Regions from separate parts of the Homo sapiens genome. Here regions 1 and 2 are each linked to region 3. A link is an interaction called in ENCODE POLR2A ChIA-PET data of the cell type or tissue named here. Cell type or tissue: OCI-LY7. All regions are shown on one strand. Each heading gives the region's core, and the rest is flanking DNA. Links, peaks and the distances in the headings are about the cores only.

Evidence for each region. Peaks named below come from ENCODE experiments on the same cell type or tissue, not always from the same donor. Only the 100,000 strongest peaks of a DNase experiment are listed, where the experiment ranks them.
Region 1: POLR2A ChIA-PET joins it to region 3 with 10 read pairs; 19 of 35 experiments call an interaction of 5 or more read pairs at or near these places.
Region 2: POLR2A ChIA-PET joins it to region 3 with 18 read pairs; 7 of 35 experiments call an interaction of 5 or more read pairs at or near these places.

The regions. Positions count from the first base shown.
Region 1 is chr12:56,277,326-56,283,763 of GRCh38, reverse strand. CS (citrate synthase) reads left to right here. Exons shown (of 11, transcript NM_004077.3): 5 at 773-904; 6 at 1,156-1,344. Among named protein-coding and RNA genes, the nearest start is that of COQ10A, 14 kb to the right of the region's middle. RefSeq lists an enhancer at 203-372. In OCI-LY7, for the core only: no CTCF peak of the experiment used is centred there; no DNase peak of the experiment used is centred there.
Region 2 is chr12:56,537,617-56,544,054 of GRCh38, reverse strand. All of the region lies in intron 1 of RBMS2 (RNA binding motif single stranded interacting protein 2), which reads right to left. Among named protein-coding and RNA genes, the nearest start is that of RBMS2, 19 kb to the right of the region's middle. In OCI-LY7, for the core only: no CTCF peak of the experiment used is centred there; no DNase peak of the experiment used is centred there.
Region 3 is chr12:56,373,193-56,379,630 of GRCh38, reverse strand. It overlaps the pseudogene APONP and the pseudogene LOC100128676. Among named protein-coding and RNA genes, the nearest start is that of APOF, 14 kb to the right of the region's middle. In OCI-LY7, for the core only: a CTCF peak has its summit at 2,213; DNase peaks (open chromatin) are centred at 2,190, 2,600, 3,730 and 4,130; H3K4me3 peaks cover 2,121 bases; H3K27ac peaks cover 2,500 bases.

The sequences.
Region 1 (6,438 bases), core at 1,334-3,833, 95 kb after region 3:
AATCATTGAGTTTGTGCAAATACGCAAACCGTGGATTAGACCAGTAAGGGTAAGCACAAAACAGAGCACCTAGCTTCATATATTGGAAGGTAGAGAAGACATATGTATGGAATAATTGAAGAACAAATTTACCTTTTAAATATATCAACTAGTAAAAATAAAAGTACAAAACCAGAGGTAAGTTATGTGAAGATTTAAGCTTAATTTAAAGTTCTGTTCTGGACTGGGCGCAGTGGCTCACACCTGTAATCCCAGCACTTTGGGAGGCTGAGGCGGGCAGATCATGCGGTCAGGAGGTTGAGACCGTCCTGGCTAACACGGCGAAACCCTGTCTGTACTAAAAACACACAAAATTAGCCGGGCATGGTGGCAGGCACCTGTAGTCCCAGCTACTCGGGAGGCTGAGGCAGGAGAATGGCGTGAACCCAGGAGGCGGAGTTTGCAGTGAGCCGAGATCGCACCACTGCACTCCAGCCTGGGCGACAGTGTGAGACTCCGTCTCAAAAAAAAAGAAAATTAAAAATTGTATTCTGGGCTAGGCATGATGGCTTGCCCCTGTAATCCTAGCACTTTTGGAGGCCAAGGTGGAGCATTGCGTGAGGCCAGAAGATCGGGACCAGTCTGAGCAACATAGCAAGACCCCACCTCTACAGAAATAATAATTAACATAAAAAGTTCTACTCTAACTTGTTGTAAGGTCTGATGAGTAAGACCAGTCGTGTGACTTCTAGGCTATAAACTTGAGTTGTAATTCTCTCTCTCCTCTCTCAAGGGCATCCGTTTCCGAGGCTTTAGTATCCCTGAATGCCAGAAACTGCTACCCAAGGCTAAGGGTGGGGAAGAACCCCTGCCTGAGGGCTTATTTTGGCTGCTGGTAACTGGACATATCCCAACAGAGGAACAGGTAAAGCAGAAGGATATTATTAGCTCTTCTCATTCCCCTTCTTCATTGCCTTTCTCTAATCTCAGACACTTAATGCTGATCCGGCATTTATAGAGATGCGTAGTGAAGGGAAGGAATCAGCAGAGTTCTGCTGTATAAATGGATTGGGTTGACCTCTCTTGGGTTTTCTTTACTCAGATGTTGCTGTCCTTTTTTATTTTTCTCCTTCCTTGTCCTTGCTGGTGTTCTGAGCACTGTCTCTTTTTCCACAGGTATCTTGGCTCTCAAAAGAGTGGGCAAAGAGGGCAGCTCTGCCTTCCCATGTGGTCACCATGCTGGACAACTTTCCCACCAATCTACACCCCATGTCTCAGCTCAGTGCAGCTGTTACAGCCCTCAACAGTGAAAGTAACTTTGCCCGAGCATATGCACAGGGTATCAGCCGAACCAAGTACTGGGAGGTAGGAAATTTGGGTGGGGTGATCGGTGTGTGATGGGGATTCAAAGGACTTGAGTGTGAAGGGAGGGAAAAAATACAGAATCTTTAGAAAAATTACCTCTGAGTTAATCAGAAACTAACTTAACAGATTTTCATTGGAGGCTTGTTTTTTGTCAGTTGTTGGAATTACAAAGCTAAGTAGAGCATGGTTTCTATCACCAGGACTGTTTGTTTGGTTAGGCTGACACACGTGCAGAAAAAAGAAATTATTAAAATTCCATAGTCGGCCGGGCACAGTGGCTCATGCCTATAATCCCAGCACTTGGGGAGGCCAAGGCGGGCAGATCACGAGGTCAGGAGTTCAAGACTAGTCTGGCCAATATGGTGAAACCCCATCTCTACTAAAAATACAAAAATTAGCCAGGCGTGATGCCGGGCGCCTGTAATCCCACCTACTCAGGAGGCTGAGGCAGAAGAATCACTTGAACCTGGGAGGTGGAGGTTTCAGTGAGCCGAGATCGCACCACTGCACTCCAGCCTGGGCAACAGAGTGAGACTCCATCTAAAAAAAAATTCCATAGTCTTGCTGTAACAGAGGTATGTACACATGGCTGTTGAAACGGAAAAGAGACCTAGGTAGGTGGCTCACACCTATAATCCCAGTGAGTCATGATGCTGAGGTGGGAGGATTGCTTAAGGCCAGGAGTTTGAGATCAGCCTGGGCAACATAGTGAGATCCTATCTGTACATAAAAAAGGAGAAAACAAGAAAAGAAAAGGATGTGACTTAACTGCAGGGTCCCTGAGGAAGGTTTCACAGAGCAGTCTCATGCTAGCACCAGAGGGTCACTTTCCCTCACTATCTTCTTCAAATACAGAAAACTTTGAGAAATCTTACAAGTTGGGAGAACAGCAATTGCAACTCTGGAGTCTAGGAGGACTAATGCCAGTCAGTCATGTTCTCGGCTAGCCAACCTAAGATACCCATCAGGAGTGGGAGAGTGGTTAGTATCCTTGGAGTAGGCTCCAGATCCAGAAACAAATGAGCTTTATTCTCTGAAAATGAAAAGTGTCCTTAATAGTTTACAACGCTGGTTGGGGTATGGAAAGATTGTTTCTTATCCCAATGCATAGTACATAATTCCTTCCATCCTCTTCTAGTACCCCACAAACTCAGAAACACTGGGTAAAAGTACAAATGATCTGGCTAGGTTTACAGGAGAATGTACCATTTTCTTTTGTTCCTTATTTGGAGATAGGTAGTATAGGAACAGAAAATTTTCTTTTTACAAAGCAGGTACATTAAATGATTTTTGGCCAGGAGGTGCCAGCCACCAGGAAGGCCCTAAAGAGTTCACTGTGGTGCAAGACACAGAAGAGCATGACCCACTGCTCTGATGCAACCACCTTGGGTCCTTGGCAAATCTAGATTGATTTAGTTGGTCAATATTAATTTGGCACCAACTGTGTGTAGAGAATTGTGTTTGCAGTTGAGGAAGACAGAGAGCATTTAAAATTGATATTAACTTGGTTGGCATTGGGGAGTTGGTATCAGAATGATGCAAAATATACACATTCACACCACATAAAGCATTTATTTATAAAGGCTTATTTATAAACACTTTAGGTGGTATGAATGTGTATATTTGTACCTGCACACATTAGCAGGTACAAAAGGTCATATAATCTTAATATTTTGTTTTTCATTTTATTTATTTATTTATTTTTTTGAGATGGAGTCTCGCTGTGTCACCCAGGCTGGAGTGAAATGGCATGTGAACCACCGTGCCCAGCCATTTTTATTTTTATTTTTTTAGAAATAGGTCTCTCTCTAATCACCCAGGCCAGGATGCAGTGGCATGATCATAGCTCACTGTAACCTTGAACTCCTGGACTCAAGTGATCCTCCTGCCTCAGCCTCCCAAGTAACAAGGACTACAGGCACATGCCACCATGTCTAGCTGGCATTACAGGCGCACACCACCACTCCTGGCTAATTTTTTTGTTTTTTTTTTTTGTTTTTTTTGGGAGACGGTGTCTTGCACTGTCACCCAGGTTGGAGTGCAATGGCACGATCTCAGCTCACTGCAACCTCCACCTCCTGGGTTCACACAATTCTCCTGCCTCAGCCTCCCGAGTAGTTAGGATTACAGGCGCACACCACCACACCCAGCTAACTTTTTGTATTTTTAGTAGAGACAGGGTTTCACTATGTTGGCCAGGCTGGTCTCGAACCTCTGACCTCGTGATCTGCCCACCTCGGCCTCCCAAAGTGCTGGGATTACAGGCTTAAGCCACCACGCCTGGCCTTGTCTTTTTAATAGAGTTTCACCATGTTGGCTAGGCTGGTCTAGAACGGCTGGTCCAGAACTCCTGACCTCAGGTGATTCGCCCACCTCTTCCCCAAAGTGCTGGGATTATAGGCGTGAGCCACCACCCTGGGCCTTTTTGTTTGTTTGTTTTGTTTTGTTTTTTGAGATGGAGTCTCGCTCTGTTGCCCAGGCTGGAGTGCAGTGACACAATCTCAGCTCACCACAACCTCTGCCTCCTGGGTTCAAGCGATTCTCCTGCCTCAGCCTCCCCGGTAGCTGGGACTACAGGTGCGCACCACCACGCCTGGCTAATTTTTGGTTTTTGCTTTTTTGCTTTTGTTTTGTTTTTTTTTGGTTTTTTTTTTGAGATGGAGTCTCGCTCTGTTGCCCAGGCTGGAGTGCAGTGGTGCGATCTCAGCTGATTGCAAGCTCCGCCTCCCTGGTTCAAGCAATTCTCCTGCCTCAGCCTCCCGAGTAGTTGGGACTACAGGCACCCGCCACCATGCCTGGCTAATTTTTTGTATTTTTAGTAGAGTCGGGGTTTCACCGTGTTAGCCAGGATTGTCTCGATCTCCTGACCTCGTGATCCACCCGCCTCAGCCTCCAAAAGTGCTGGGATTACAGGCGTGAGCCACCGCGCCTGGCCTTGTGTTTTTAATAGAGACGGGGTTTCACTGTGTTGGCCAGGCTGATCTTGAACTCCTGACCTTGTGATCTGCCTGCCTCGGCCTCACAAAGTGCTGGGGATTATAGGAGTGAGCCATGGTGCCCAGCCTTCTTGAGCTTTTAAGGAGTTGTTTTTACATATACCTTAAGAGGATGATCTTCTGCACAGAACATTTCTTCTATAATAATTTCCATTAACTCTAGATGAATAGTGTAATCTCTTGAGTTGAAAGAGTTTAACTAGCTTCTAGGCCTCTAATTGACTTAAGGTCACTCAGAACAAGGAGATTGATTGCTCTGATGCAACCAGCTGTTTAATTGTGAAGTAGCCTTAAGCTGTTGAATTTAGTCAAATTTGTGAAGTAGCTGACAGATCAAGTTTTGCTAGTAGGCCAGGCGTGGGGACTCATGCTTGTAATCCCAGCACTTTGGGAGGCCAAGGCAGGCAGATCACTTGAGGTCAGGAGTTCAAGACCAGTCTGGCCAACATGGCGAAACCCCATCTCTACAAAATAATACAAAAATTAGCTGAGCGTCCTGGTGCACACCTGTAATCCCAACTACTCAGGAGGCCGAGGTGGGAGAATCGCTTGAACCTAGGAGGCAGAGGTTGCAGTGAGCCAAGATAGCACCACTACACTCCAGCCTGGGTGACAGAGCGAGACTTTGTCTCAAAATAAAATAAACCAAAAATATATGCTTTTTATTTACCAACTTTTTTTTTTTTTTTCCGAGACAGAGTCTCTGTCGCTCAGGCTGCAGTGCAGTGGCACGACCTCGGCTCACTGCAACCTCCGCCTCCCAGGTTCAAGCAATTTTCCTGCCTTGGCCTCCCGAGTAGCTGGGACCACAGGTGCAAGCCACCACGCCCATCTAATTTTTGTATTTTTAGTAGAGATGGGGTTTTGCCTTGTTGGCCAGGATGGTCTTGATCTGTTGACCTCTTGATCCGCGCTCCTCAGCCTCCCAAAGTTCTGGGATTACAGGTGTGAGCCACCGTGCTTGGCCTGTTTATCAACTTTTTAAAAAGTGACATGGGCTGGGTGCAGTGGCTCACGCCTGTAATCTCAGCACTTTGGGAGGCCGAGGAAGGTGGATAACCTGAGGTCAGGAGTTTGAGACCGGCCTGGCCAATATGGTGAAACCCCATCTCTACTAAAGATACAAAAAATTAGGCATGGTGGCGCACGCCTGTAATCCCAGCTACTCAGAAGGCCAAGGCACAAGAATCGCTTGAACCCCGGAGGCGGAGGTTGCAGTGAGCTGAGATCGCACCATTGCACTCCAGCCTGGGCGACAGGGTGAGACTCCGTCTCAAAAAATAAAAGTGGCATGAGTTAATAATGTAAGCTAGGTAACGCTTCTTGGCTACATGGGTGACCTTGTGCAAGTTAACTTAGCTAAGCCCCAATTTCCTCATTTATAAAAAGAGGTATATGTTACCTTACAGGATTATTGTAAGAAAAGAAAAAGTAATACTGCAAATAGATAGCACAGTACCTGTTGCATAGTAAGTGCTTAAAGAATGGAAGCCTCGGCCGGGTGCGGTGGCTCACTCCTGTAATCCCAGAACTTTGAGGGGCCAAGGTGGGCAAATCACCTGAGGTCGGGAGTTCAAGACTAACCTGACCAACATGGTGAAACCCCCCTCTACTAAAAATACAAAATTAAGCCAGGCATGGTGGTGCATCCTGTAATCTCAGCTACTCAGGAGGCTGAGGCAGGAGAATGGCGTGAACCCGGGAGGCGGAGCTTGCAGTGAGCCGAGATCGCGCCACTGTACTCCAGCCTCGGCGACAGAGCGAGAATCCATCTCAAAAAAAAAAAAAAAAAAGAATGGAAGTCTTTGTTATTAAATAACAATTGCATATCACTGTTTGATCCTTGGCACATACAGTGAATTTTCTTTGAAAGATGGAACATAGAATTCATTATTAAAACCTAGTGTCTTTTTTTTTTATTTTTTGAGACGGAGTCTCACTCTGTCGCCCAGGCTGGAGTACAGTGGCACGATCTTGGCTCACTGCAAGCTCCACCTGCCAGATTCACGCCATTCTCCTGCCTCAGCCTCCCGAGTAGCTGGGACTACAGGCGCCCACCACCACGCCTGGCTAATTTTTTGTATTTTTAGTAGAGACG
Region 2 (6,438 bases), core at 1,554-4,053, 170 kb before region 3:
CCCCCTGCCTTGGCCTCCCAAACTGCCGGGATTAGAGGCGTGAGCCACCACCCCTGGCCTATAGCTGGTTTTAAAAGGTGACTCTATGGCCGGGCATGGTGGCTCACACCTATAATCCCAGCACTTTGGGAGGCTGAGGTGGGCGGATCACTTAAGGTCAGGAATTCGAGACCAGTCTAGCCAACATAGTGAAACCCCATCTCCACTAAAAATACAAAAATTAGCCAGGCGTGGTGGCGCACGCCTGTAATCCCAGCTATTTGAGAGTCTGAGGCAGGAGAATCACTTGAACCTGGGAGGTGGAGGTTGCAGTGAGCTGAGATCAAGATTGCACCACCGCACTCCAGCCTGGGGGACAGGGCAAGACTCCACCCCCGCCTCCAAAAAAAAGAGGTGACTCTAGGCCAGGTGTGGTGGCTCATGTCTGTAATCCCAGCACTTTGGGAGGCCGAGGCGGGTGGATCCTTGAGGTCAGGAGTTCCAGACCAGCCTGTACTCTACCCTGGGCCACAGAGCAAGACTATCTCAAAAAAAAAAAAAAAAGGTGACTCTCAGTACTTTTTTTTTTTTGAGACAGAGTCTTGCTCTGTTGCCCAGGCTGAAGAGTAATGGCATGATCCCAGCTCACAGCAATCTCTGCCTCCTGGATTCAAGTGATTCTCCTTCCTCAGCCTCCCAGGTAGCTGGGATTACAGGCGCCTGCCACCACGCCCAGCTAATTTTTTCGTATTTTTAGTAGCGATGAGGTTTCACCATGTTGGCCAGGCTGGTCTCGAACTCCTGACGTCAGGTGATCCACCCGCCTCGGCCTCCCAAAGTGTTGGGATTACAGGCGTGAGCCACTGCGCCCGGCCTTCATGGACAGTTTGAAATGAAGTATGGGGCTGGGTGTGGTGGCTCATGCCTGTAATCCCAACACTTAGAGAAACCAAGGCAGGAGAATCATTGAGGCCAGGAGTTTGAGACCAGCCTGGGAAACACAGTGAGATACTGTCTCTATATAAAATTTTTCAAAAAAGAAATTTGGAGGCTGAGACAGGAGAATTGCTTGAACCCAGGAGGCGGAGGTTGCAGTGAGCTAAGATTGTATCATTGCACCCCAGCCTGGGTGACAGAGTGAGACTTCATCTCAATAAATAAATAAATAAATAAATAAAAATAATAAAAAGAAATGAAATATGGGATGGTTAAAAAATAAATAAAGAGGCCAGGTATGGTGGCTCACGGCTATAATCCCAACACTTCGGGAGACAGAGATGGGAGGACTGCTTGAGCCCAGGAGTTTGAGACCATCCTGGGCAACACAGGGAGACCCTGCCTCTACAAAAAAATTTTAAAATTAGCCTAACATAGTGGTGTGCACCTATAGTCCTAGCTACTCAGGAGGCTGACCTGTGAGGATCACTTGAGCCGAGGAGGTTGAGGCTGCAGTGAGCCAAGATCGGGCCACTGCACTCCAGCCTAGGCAACACAGTGAAACCCTGAATAAAAAAAAAAAAAAAGAAAAACAAGAAAAAAAAAAAAGGAAACACAGGGACAGTCAATGGTTTTCGTTAACTATAAGCCCCATTTTTAAAAAAAAAAAACCCATACTTTAAATATGCTCAAATCAGTAGTCTAAAATGACACCAAAAAACAGGTAAAGGGATTTAGTTTACCATTTTACCTGAATCATCAAAAAGTCTACTAGAGCCAGGTGCGGTGGCTCATGCCTGTAATCACAGAATTTTGGGAGGCCAAGGTGGGAAGATCCCTTGAGCCCAGGAGTTTGACATCAGCCTGGGCAACATGGCGAAACTCTGTCTCTACAAAAAAAAAGAAAGAAAAATGCAAAAATTAGCTGGGCATGGTGGCATGTGCCCGTAAGTAGTCCCAGCTACTCTGGATGCTGAGGTGGGAGGATCACCTGAGTCCACAGAGGTTGAGGCTGTAGTGAGTGGTGATCATGCTACTGCACTCCACCAGGATGACAGTGAGACCCTGTCTCAAAAAAAATAAATCTACTAGATTTAAGCATTGATCTAATAAGTGAAAATGGAACCCAATCAAGAGAATCTTGTATCATCTTTTAAAATTTTTTATGTTTATTTTATTTTTTGACTCTTGCTTCTCTCTGGATTGTTATCATCTTAGGGAAAAACACTTATTCCCTACTCCAGATGTTTCTTTCAATGTAGACAGCCAAGCGTTTAGCATATCACCCCTCCCTTCTTAGTGACTAGAAGAAAAACACAGCTCCTTCTTTCCTATTTTGAGATCCAGCTAGCTGCAGAGAGTATACACTCAGCTTTGCTACTCTGAACTGGTCAAATTTTACATGGGTAAGTGCCCACACGAAGAAGTGCATAGGTTTTTGTTTGGTTTTTAAGTACTGCTTGTATTTAGGTGGATAAATCTGTCTAATTCTGGATTCAGTATTAGAACATCTACTAGCCCACAAATATAAGCTATCTTCTTGAATATTAGTTTTATTAGTAGTAAGTGTTACTTTATTTCTGTCAAACTTTTTCGTATTTCTCAACTGGATTGAAGTAAGAGGAGTGCTTCCAATTGAAACCCTCAAACCCCAACAATCTTTAAGAGCTATGCAAATATTATTTTTGGTAATTGAAATAGTGGGGTAAAGGTTAGAGTACAGCCCTACCAGTTTGCAAATCCTATTATTTGTAAAATAATAATTTAATAGTAATTCAATTTGAGTTAAAGTAAATCAATTTCATTCCTAATTAATGTCTTCATTTTACAAATGAGGGAAAATCAGATTCACTTTTTATATAACTAACTTAATTTTTCACTGTTCATTCAGCAACTGAATAGGCAAGGAATCAATGTTTACTCAATTTTTTAAAAAGTATTTTTCTTGACTATAAATCCCATTAACCAACAGAAAATGGTTAAAACACTGGCTCAAAAGTCGCAGAGACTTAGCGGTTTTGGGGTTTTTTTTTTTTTTTGAGTCAAGGTCTCACTCTGCTGCCCAGGCTGGAGTGTAGTGGCACAATCATGGTTCGCTGTAGCCCCAAATTCCTGGGCTCAAGTAATCTTCCCACCTCAGCCTCCCGAGTAGCTGCGACTACAGGTGCATGCTACCACACCTGGCTAATATTTGAGTTTTTTGTAGAGACTTAGTCTTGCCATGTTACCTAGTCTGGTCTTGAACTCTTGGGTTCAAGTGATCCTCCTGCCTTGACCTCCCAAAGTGCTGGGATTACAGGCATGAGCCACCAAGCCCAGCCAATATTTAGGTTTAATTCTACCATTGTCTTGTATTAGCTGTGTGACTTTGGATAAGTTGCTTGACCTCACCTATAAAATGGGGACAGTTAACAACACCTATGAAATAGGACTGTTGTGGGGATTAAAATAAATGCAGGTAGCCAGGTGTGGTTATTCTTGCCTATAATCCCAGCTACTCTGAAGACTGAGGTGGGAGGATCACTTGAAGCCAGGAGTTCGAGATCAGTCTGGGCAACATAGTGAGACCTTGTCTCTATAAAAAACAGTTTTTTAAAAATCAGCTGGGTGTGTTAGTGTACACCTGTAGTCCCGGCTACATGGAAGGCTAAGGCAGGAGGATCACCTGAGCTCAGGTGTTTGAGGCTGCAGTGAGCTATGATCACACCACTCCACTCCAGCCTGGGACAGAAAGTGAGATCCCCTTTTGCAATAAATAAATAAATATATACATATATGTAAATACAAATAAATACATAAATACATACATACATACATGTAAAACTCTTATCATGCTGCCTGAAACATAAAAGGAGCTGACATCTATTCATTCAATAAATATTCAATGCCCACTTTAGAGTACTAGGTACTACGTTAGGTACCAAGGACAAAATGCTTAGCTAAACCAGACATGGCTCTGGCCCTAATAAAATTTTCAGGAGTATTTAGTGGGGAGAGAGACATTAATCAAATAATCATAAAATAATTTAATAATTACCCACTGTGATAAATGGGCTACCAAAAAAAAGACAAAAAGAAGGCTGTGGCCTATTTTCATTAGACTAGTCAGAAAGATGACATTTAAGTATGAAAGACTTCAAGGATGAGAAGAAACTAGCCATTCGGAGAATGAAAGAGATCATTCCAGAAAGAGGGAGCACACGGTTAAAAGCTATAAGGTGGGACTTTGGAAGGAATAGAAGGCCAGTGAAGCTGGAATGTAATGAAGCATCCGGCCTCTCAGTTTTTAGAAGGTTTATGTGAGTTAAATTTTATAAAGGGCTTAGAACAGTAACTGGTATGCTCAGGAGGCTGAGGGAGGAGAATCACTTGAACCTGGGAGGCAGAGGTTGCAGTGAGCCGAGATCACGCCATTGCACTCCAGTCTGGGCAACAAGAGCGAACGAAACTCCATCTCAAAAAAAATAAAAGAACAGTAACTGGTATGTAAAAATACTGTCTATTATATAAAATAAAACTAAGAAAACAAGGTAATTATTAACTCCAGGGAAAACAAAAATTGAACAAAGGAACTATTATCATAGCATATTATATAGCTTAGCTAGAAATAATACTTATAAAATCATAATAATATAAATACTGAATACTGGTTTAACTAAAAATCATGACACAACTTATACACAGAAGGTGGGAAGAAAGGGGAAGCTGGAACATAAGGGCACGGGGTTTAAGAGAAATAAATCTTTACCCTCTATAACAGAAAGGCAATATCTGATTTGCTGAATCAATACACAAACATAGACTTATAGAATTGCTGAATTCTGGCTGGGCGCAGTGGCTCACGCCTGTAATCCTAGTACTTTGGGAGGCTGAGGTGGGTGAATCACTTGAGTTCAGGAGTTCCAGACCAGCCTGGCCAACATGGTGAAACCTCATCTCTACTAAAAATACAAAAAGTTAGCTGGGCGTGGTGGTGTGCACGTGTAATCCCAGCTACTTGCGTGGCTGAGGCAGGAGAATTGTTTGAACCTGGGAGGCGGAGGTTGCAGTAAGCCGAGATTGCGCCACCGCACTCCAGCCTGGGCACCAGAGCAAGACTCTGTCTCAAAAAAAAAAAAAAAAAAGAATTTCTGAATTTTATATAACTAACAACGAATGATTTGAAAAGGAAATTAAAACTGTTCCATTTCTAATAGCACCAAAAATAATAATATGCTTAAGAATAAGGTTAACCAAGGAGGCAAAAGACTTGTACAGTGAAAGCCAAAAACATTACTAAAAGAAATTGCAGAAGACACAAATATATGGAAAGACACTCCATGCTCATGGATTGGAAGCATTAACATTGTTAAGATATCAGGGCCAGGTGCGGTGGCTCACGCCTGTAATCCCAGCACTTTGGGAGGCCAAGGCGGGTGGATCACGAGGTCAGGAGTTCAAGACCAGCCTGGCCAAGATGGTGAAACCGTATCTCTACTAAAAATACAAAAATTAGCCGGGCTTGGTGGCAGGCGCCTGTAATCCCAGCTACTCAGGAGGCTGAAGCAGAGAATTGCTTGTACCCGGGAGGCGGAGGTTGCAGTAAGCTGAGATCACTGCACTCCAGCCTGGGTGACAGAGTGAGACAGCCTGAGACTCCGTCTCAGAAAAAAAAAAAAAAAAAAAAAAAAAAAGATATCAGTACTACTCAAAGCAATCTGCAGATTCAGTGTAATCCATATCAAAATCCCAAAAATGGGCTAGGTGTAGTGGCTCATGCCTGTAATCTGCAGATTCAATGTAATCCCTATCAAAATCCCAAAGATGGGCCGGGTGTGGTGGCTCATGCCTGTAATTCCAGGCACTTTGGGAGACTGAGGTGGGTGGATCACATGAGGCCAGGAGTTCGACACCAGCCTGGCCAACATGGCAAAACCCCATCTCTACTAAAAATACAAAAATTAGCTGGGCATGGTGGTGCACGTCTGTAATCCCAGCTACCCGGGAGGCTGAGGCAGGAGAGTCACTTGAACCCAAGAGGTGGAGGTTGCAATGAGCCGAGATCATGCCATTGCACTCCAGCCTGGGCAAAAAGAGCAAAACTCTGTCTCAAATAAATAAATAAATAAATAAATAAAATAAAATAAGCAAAGGACTTGAATAGACTTATCTCCAAAGAAGATTTACAAATGACATTTCACAAATGTGAAAAGACGTTCAACATCACTAATCATTAGAGAAACAGAAATCAAAACCATGGGATACCACCTCACACCCATCAGGATGGCTACTTATAAAAAAAAAAAAAAAAAGGCAGAAAACAACAAGTGTTGGTAAGGATGCAGAGAAATTGGAACCCTTGTGCAGTGTTGAAAACAGGACAGTGGTTCCTGAAAAAGTTAAAAATAGACTTGCCATATGATGTAGCAATTCCACTTCTGGGTATATACCCAAAAGAATTGAAAGCAGTGTCTCAAAGGGACACTTGAATGTATTTGTACACTCAAGTTCATAGCAACATTATTCACAACAGCCAAAAGGCAG
Region 3 (6,438 bases), core at 2,172-4,671:
AATAAATGGAAATTGCTACACCTTTTAAAAAATAATTGGAGGCCAGGCACGGTGGCTCATGCCTGTAATCCCAGCACTTTGGGAGGCTGAGACAGGCGGATAATGAGGTCAGGAGATCGAGACCATCCTAGCTAACACGGTGAAACCCCGTCTCTACTAAAAATACAAAAAAATTAGCCGGGCGTGGTGGCAGGCACCTGTAGTCCCAGCTACTTGGGAGGCTGAGGCAGGAGAATGGCATGAACCCGGGAGGCAGAGCTTGTGGTGAGCCGAGATCGCACCACTGCACTCCAGCCTGGGCGACAGAGCGAGACTCTGTCTCAGAAAAAATAAATAAAAATAATTGGAAGGAAAGTATGATTTGTTGGTATATAGATATAGCAGAAATAGTTTTTATTATATTTTAGTCCTTAAAGTATGGAACTTAATGAAACTGTGTAAAAACTTTTTTTTTTTTTTTTAAGAGGGAGTCTCGCTTTGTTACCCAGGCTGGAGTGCAGTGGCATGATCTCAGCTCACTGCAACCTCTGGCTTCCAGGTTCAAGCAATTCTCCTGCCTCAGCCTCCCAAGTAGCTAGGATTACAGGCACCCGCCACCATGCCCAGCTAATTTTTGTATTTTTAGTAGAGATGGGGTTTCACCATGTTGCCAGGCTGGTCTCAAACTCCTGACCTCAGGTGATCTGCCTGCCTTGGCCTCCCAAAGTGCTGGGATTACAGGCGTGAGCCACCATGCCCGGCCTAAAAATATTTATTTTTCATTTTCTGCTTCAAATTTTCAATAAACAAACTCTAAAGAATAAAAAAAAAAAAAGAACTTTGCAATGCCTATATATAGAAGATCAGATGTACTTTTTCTTTCTTTTTTTTTTTTTTTTGAGACGGAGTCTCGCTCTGTCGCCCAGGCTGGAGTGCAGTGGCACAATCTCCGTTCACTGCAAGCCCCGCCTCCCAGGTGCACGCCATTCTCCTGCCTCAGCCTCCTGAGTAGCTGGGACTACAGGCGCCCGCCACCACGCCCGGCTAATTTTTTGTATTTTTAGTAGAGACAGGGTTTCACCGTGTTAGCCAGGATGGTCTCGATCTCCTGACCTCATGATCCACCCGCCTCGGCCTCCCAAAGTGCTGGGATTACAGGCGTGAGCCACTGCGCCCGGCCCAGATGTACTTTTTCATTCGTGCCACGAAAATTCTGAAACTCATTTTACTGGACTTGATAAAGAAATATTTTCAGGCTTATTTAGAAATATGTTCAGGCTGATTTAGCCTACCACTACATTTACTTTCTCAAATGTCTCTGATAGACCTGTGTACAGAGACTCAGCATAGCATAGCAGGTAGTTAGAAATGTTGAACAGAGGAGGAGAAAGAAGAGGAAAAAAGAATGATGGGAACAGCTTAGGACAGATGTATGTTCACTTGATTCCAGAGCTAAAAGACATGTGACTAGAATCAGTTTTGCCCCTCTCTTAGTAGTTCCTAGCTCCTATTTCTTCTCCCCAATTTATCTTTCTTTCAGTTGTCAAATACTGTGGATTTATTATGTACTAGATATGAAGGGTATTATCTTTCCCCATTCATCTTCTTTGTACTTTCTAACTCCCCACCCGAATGCTGTAGCTTGCTTATGTTAATTTGCAAACTGAAAAGAGAAATAAAAAGCTGCTTTTATATCAGAATCACAGTTTTCTTATTTCTCTTGACTCTGGGTCTCTGTGGCCTCTTTTGTGAACTGGAGGTGAAATGTGACAGGGACACGGAAATGCCAATGTCTTTTGAGGCTGAAGATTTTAACAAAAGGACAAATATTTGTAGAGATTATGTCCCTTAACTGAGTATCGGGGAAAACAATCACCTCCCCTCCTCATGGGACAGGGAACTGGGCAGAGTGTCTACACCTATCAGAGCAGTCCCACTTCTCACTGACGGGATTGTGTAGTAATTTGGGCCTCATAATTAGGAAGTGAAGCAGAGGAAGTCTGGTGATCTGGAATGGGGAGACCAAGAAGAATAATTGAGTCCCATTCTCTTTTCTTGGGGCCAACTTAAAAGGAACAGAAGCTGAAGGTTATTGCATGAGATGTCTTCTGAGCCCTGGGCTCCTTTCAGACCAGGAGAAACAGTTTGAGTATTGTCATTCATTCCAGCATAGTCTGACTCAGCAAGGCATCACCTAAGACCCAGGATGACTGCTCCTTTACTGCCTCCTGCTGCATCCTGTGAAACCTAGATAAACACCCTTGGTGCCATTTTTCTAATCTCTAGGGATTCAGATGCGCTCTGTAGGGTCTTAACTATGCCAGACCCTGCTCCCAAAGACCTTTCCTGGCCTCACCCACTTGGTCCTTCTACCAAGGATCCAGATAGACCTTGCACTGAGGATTGCCCTGGAGCACGCTGACCACCAGGCTAACTCCCAGACCCCAGAGCTTCATCTCTAGGCTGGAGGATGTGAAAACATGCGGTGTTTATTCAACCAGATACAAGGTGCCATAAGGACAGCAGCCCAGGTAGATGCTTCCCAGGGGATATCTTGATGTCTGTTCTGTAGCTGCTAGGCAGGGTTCAGCCTAATTCAGAGCAAGTGTACCTTTTCTACTGTAGACTGTGGGCATGAGCAGAAGCAGCATGTCTGTAATGCAGTCTAGCTGTCACCAGGAGTGGGAATCTGCTACAAACTCAGGCACAGCTTTGTACTCTGCTGCTCAGAACTACTCTGTCAAACCCAAGGAATGAGGCAGATATGGAGCCATAGATCTTGGCTGTGACCTCCTGATGATCATACTGAGGCTGTCAGGGGGATCCACAGGCTCTCTGTGTTAAACCTGCAGTGAAGGCTGGGATTCACAGCTAATCTAGTATCCCTATCAAAAAGAAGCAAACAGGCCGGGCGTGGTGGCTCACACCTGTAATCCCAGCACTTTGGGAGGCTGATGCGGGCAGATCATGAGGTCAGAAGTACGAGACCAGCCTGACCAACATGGTGAAACCCCGTCTATACCAAAAATACAAAAATTAGCTGGGCATGGTGGTGCGCACCAGTAGTCCCAGCTACAGGGGAGGCTGAGGTGGGAGAATGGCTTGAGCCTGGGAGGTGGAGGTTGCAGTGAGCCTGTAGTCCCAGCTACTCAGGACGCTGAGGCAGAAGAATTGCTTGAACCCGGGAGGCGGAGGTTGCAGTGAGCCAGAAGGAGCCACTGCACTCCAGCCTGGCGACAGAGCAAGACTCCAGCCTGAGCAACAGAATCAGACCTTGTCTCACAAAAAAAAAAAAAAAAAGGAAAAAGGAAGAGACACCCAGAGTGTATGGGGATAGAGGAATGGCCATGTGCCATGTGAGGACACAGTGAGAAAATGGCAATCTGCAAGCCGATTAGAGAGGCCTCAGGAGCAACTGAAACTGCTGACACCTTAATCCTGTACTTCCAGACTTCAGAACTGTCAGAAGTAAATTTATATTCCATAAGACATCCAGGCTGTAGTTTTGCGTTATGGCAGCCCTAGCCGACTAAGACACTAAGCATGGGTCTTTATTCATCTATTTTCTGTTACCCTGTGAGTTCACTCAACTGGAAAACTTATTTTCTTCATCTTAAAAAATCTCCTAGAAAAAAATCATTTTCTCACTTCCTTTTTTTTTTTTTTTAGTTTAGTTTTTGTACGGTAAAAAACACATAGCAAGCCAAGCACGGTGGCTCACGTCTGTAATACCCCAGCACCTTGGGAGGCCAAGACGGGCAGATTGCTTGAGCAACCTAGGCAACATGGCAAAAACCCGTCTCTACAGAAAATACAAAAAATTAGCAGGTGGTGATGCATGCCTGTAGTCCCAGCTATTCGGGAGGCTAGGGTGGGAGGATCACCTGAGTCTAGGATGTCGAGACTGCAGTGAACCATGATCACCCCACTGCACTCCAGCCTGGGTGACAAAGACCCTGTCTCAAAAGAAAAGAAAAAAAAAACACATAACAAAATTTATCATCATAACCATTTCTTTTTTTCTTTCTTTCTTTTTTTTTTTTTTTGACAGAGTCTTGCTGTCACCCAGGCTGGAGTGCAGTGGTACAATCTCAGCTCACTGCAACCTCCACCTCTCGGGCTCAAGCAATTCTCCCTGCCTCAGCCTCCGCAGTAGCTGAGATTACAGGTGCCTGCCATCACACCTGGCTAACTTTTGTATTTTTAGTAGAGGCGGGGTTTCACCATGTTGGCCAAGCTGGTCTCAAACTCATGATCTCAGGTGATCTGCCCACCTCGACCTCCCACAGTGCTGGGATTACAGGCATGAGCCACTGTGCCCAGCCCACAACCATTTCTAAGTGTACAGTTCAGTAGTGGTAAGTATATTTACATTGTTGTACAACCCACATTCAGAACTTTTTCTCTTGCAAAATGGAAACTGCATATTGGTTAAACAACAGCTGCCTATCTTCCCCTCCCTGAAGCCTGTGGCAACCACCCTTCCACTTTGTTTCTATGAATTTGAGTACTGTAAATACCTCACATAAGTGGAATTATACAGGATTTGTCTTTTTGTAATTGGCTGATTTCACTTATCATAATAGCCTCAAAGTTCATCCATGTTGTAGCTTGTGTCAGAATTTCCTTCCTTCCTTTTTTTTTTTTTAAGAGATGGGGCCTCACTCTGACACCCAGGATGGACATCGACCTCTGGGCCTCAAGCAATTCTCCCACTTCAGCCTCCTGAGTAGCTAGGACCACAGGCATGAATCTCCACACCCCATTAATTTTGTTTATTTATTTTTTTTAGAGACCGGACCTGACTAAGTTGCCCATCCTGTTCCTTCCTTTTTAAAGCTGAATAATTCTCCATTGCATGTATGCACTTTTTTTTTTTTTTTTTTTTTTTTTTTGAAACAGAGTCTCACTCTGTCGCCCAGGCTGGAGTGCAGAGGTGCAATCTCGGCTCACTGCAACTTCTGCCTCCTGGGTTCAAGTGATTCTCCTGCTTCAGCCTCCCTAGTAGCTGGGATTACAGGCACTTGCCACCATGCCTGGCTAATTTTTATATTATTTTTGTATAGACGGGTTTCACCATGTTGGCCAGGCTGGACTTGAACTCCCGACCTCAAGTGATCCACCTGCCTCAACCTACCAAAATGCTGGGATTACAGGCATGAACCGCTGTGGCCATCCACCACCAAGTGGATTTTTAAAATCCATTCGTTCATTGAGAGACATTTGGGTTGCTTCCATTTCTTGACTATTGGGAATAGTACTGCTATGAACACAGATGTGAAAATATCTTTTTGAAATCCTGCTTTCAATTCTCTGGGATATATATCCAGAAGTGGAATTGCTAGATTGTATGGCAATTCTATTTAAAAATTTTTAAGGGCCGGGCACGCTGGCTTTTGCCTGTAATCCCAGCACATTGGGAGGCTGAGGTGGCGGGCAGATCACTTGAGGCCAGGAGTTCGAGACCAGGCTAACCCACATGGTGAAACCCCATCTCTACTAAAAATACAAAAAATTAGCCAGGCATGGTGGTGCATGCTTGTAATCCCAGCTACTTGGGAGGCTGAGGCAGGAGAATCCTTGTACCCAGGAGGCAGAGGTTGCAGTGAGCCAAGATCACGACATTGCACTCCAGCCTGGGTGACAAAAGTGAAACTCTGTCTCAAAAAAAAAAACAAAACAAATTTAAGGACCTGCCATACTGTTTTCCACAGGGCCTGTACCATTTTGCATTCCCAACAACAAAGCACAAGGGTTCCATTTTCTCCACATCTTTGACAACACTTGTCGTTTTCTCTTTTTAAAAATAATAGCTATCCTAGTGGGTGTGAGATAGTATCTCATTGTAGTTTTAATTTGCATTTCCCTAATGATTAGAGATGTTGCACATCTTTTCATGTCCTTATTGGCCATCTGTATAGCTTCCTTAGAGAAATGCCTGTTCATGCCCTTTGCCCATTTTGAGTCAGGCCATTTTTGTTTTTGTTGAGTTTTAGGAGTTCTCTATTTATTCTGGATATAAATCTTTACTAGGTATATAATTGCAAATATTTCCTCCCATTCTGTGGATTGCCTTTTTACTCTGTTGATATTGTCTTTTGGTGTACAAAATTTTAAAATTTTCATGAGGTCCAATTTGCCCATTTTTTTCTTTTGCTGCCTGTGTCTTTGGTGTTATATCCAAGTAATCATTGCCAGATTCAATGTCATGAAGATTTTGCCCTGTGTTTTTTAGTTTGTTTGTTTGTTTGTTTTTTGATATGGAGTCTTGCTCTGTCGCCCAGGCTGGAGTGCAGTGGCGCAATCTTGGCTCACTGCAAGCTCTGCCTCCCGGGTTCATGCCATTCTCCTGCCTCAGCCTCCTGAGTAGCTGGGATTACAGGCACCCACCACCAAACCCGGCTAATTTTGTTTTTGTATTTTTAGTAGATACAGGGTTTCACTGTGTTAGCCAGGATG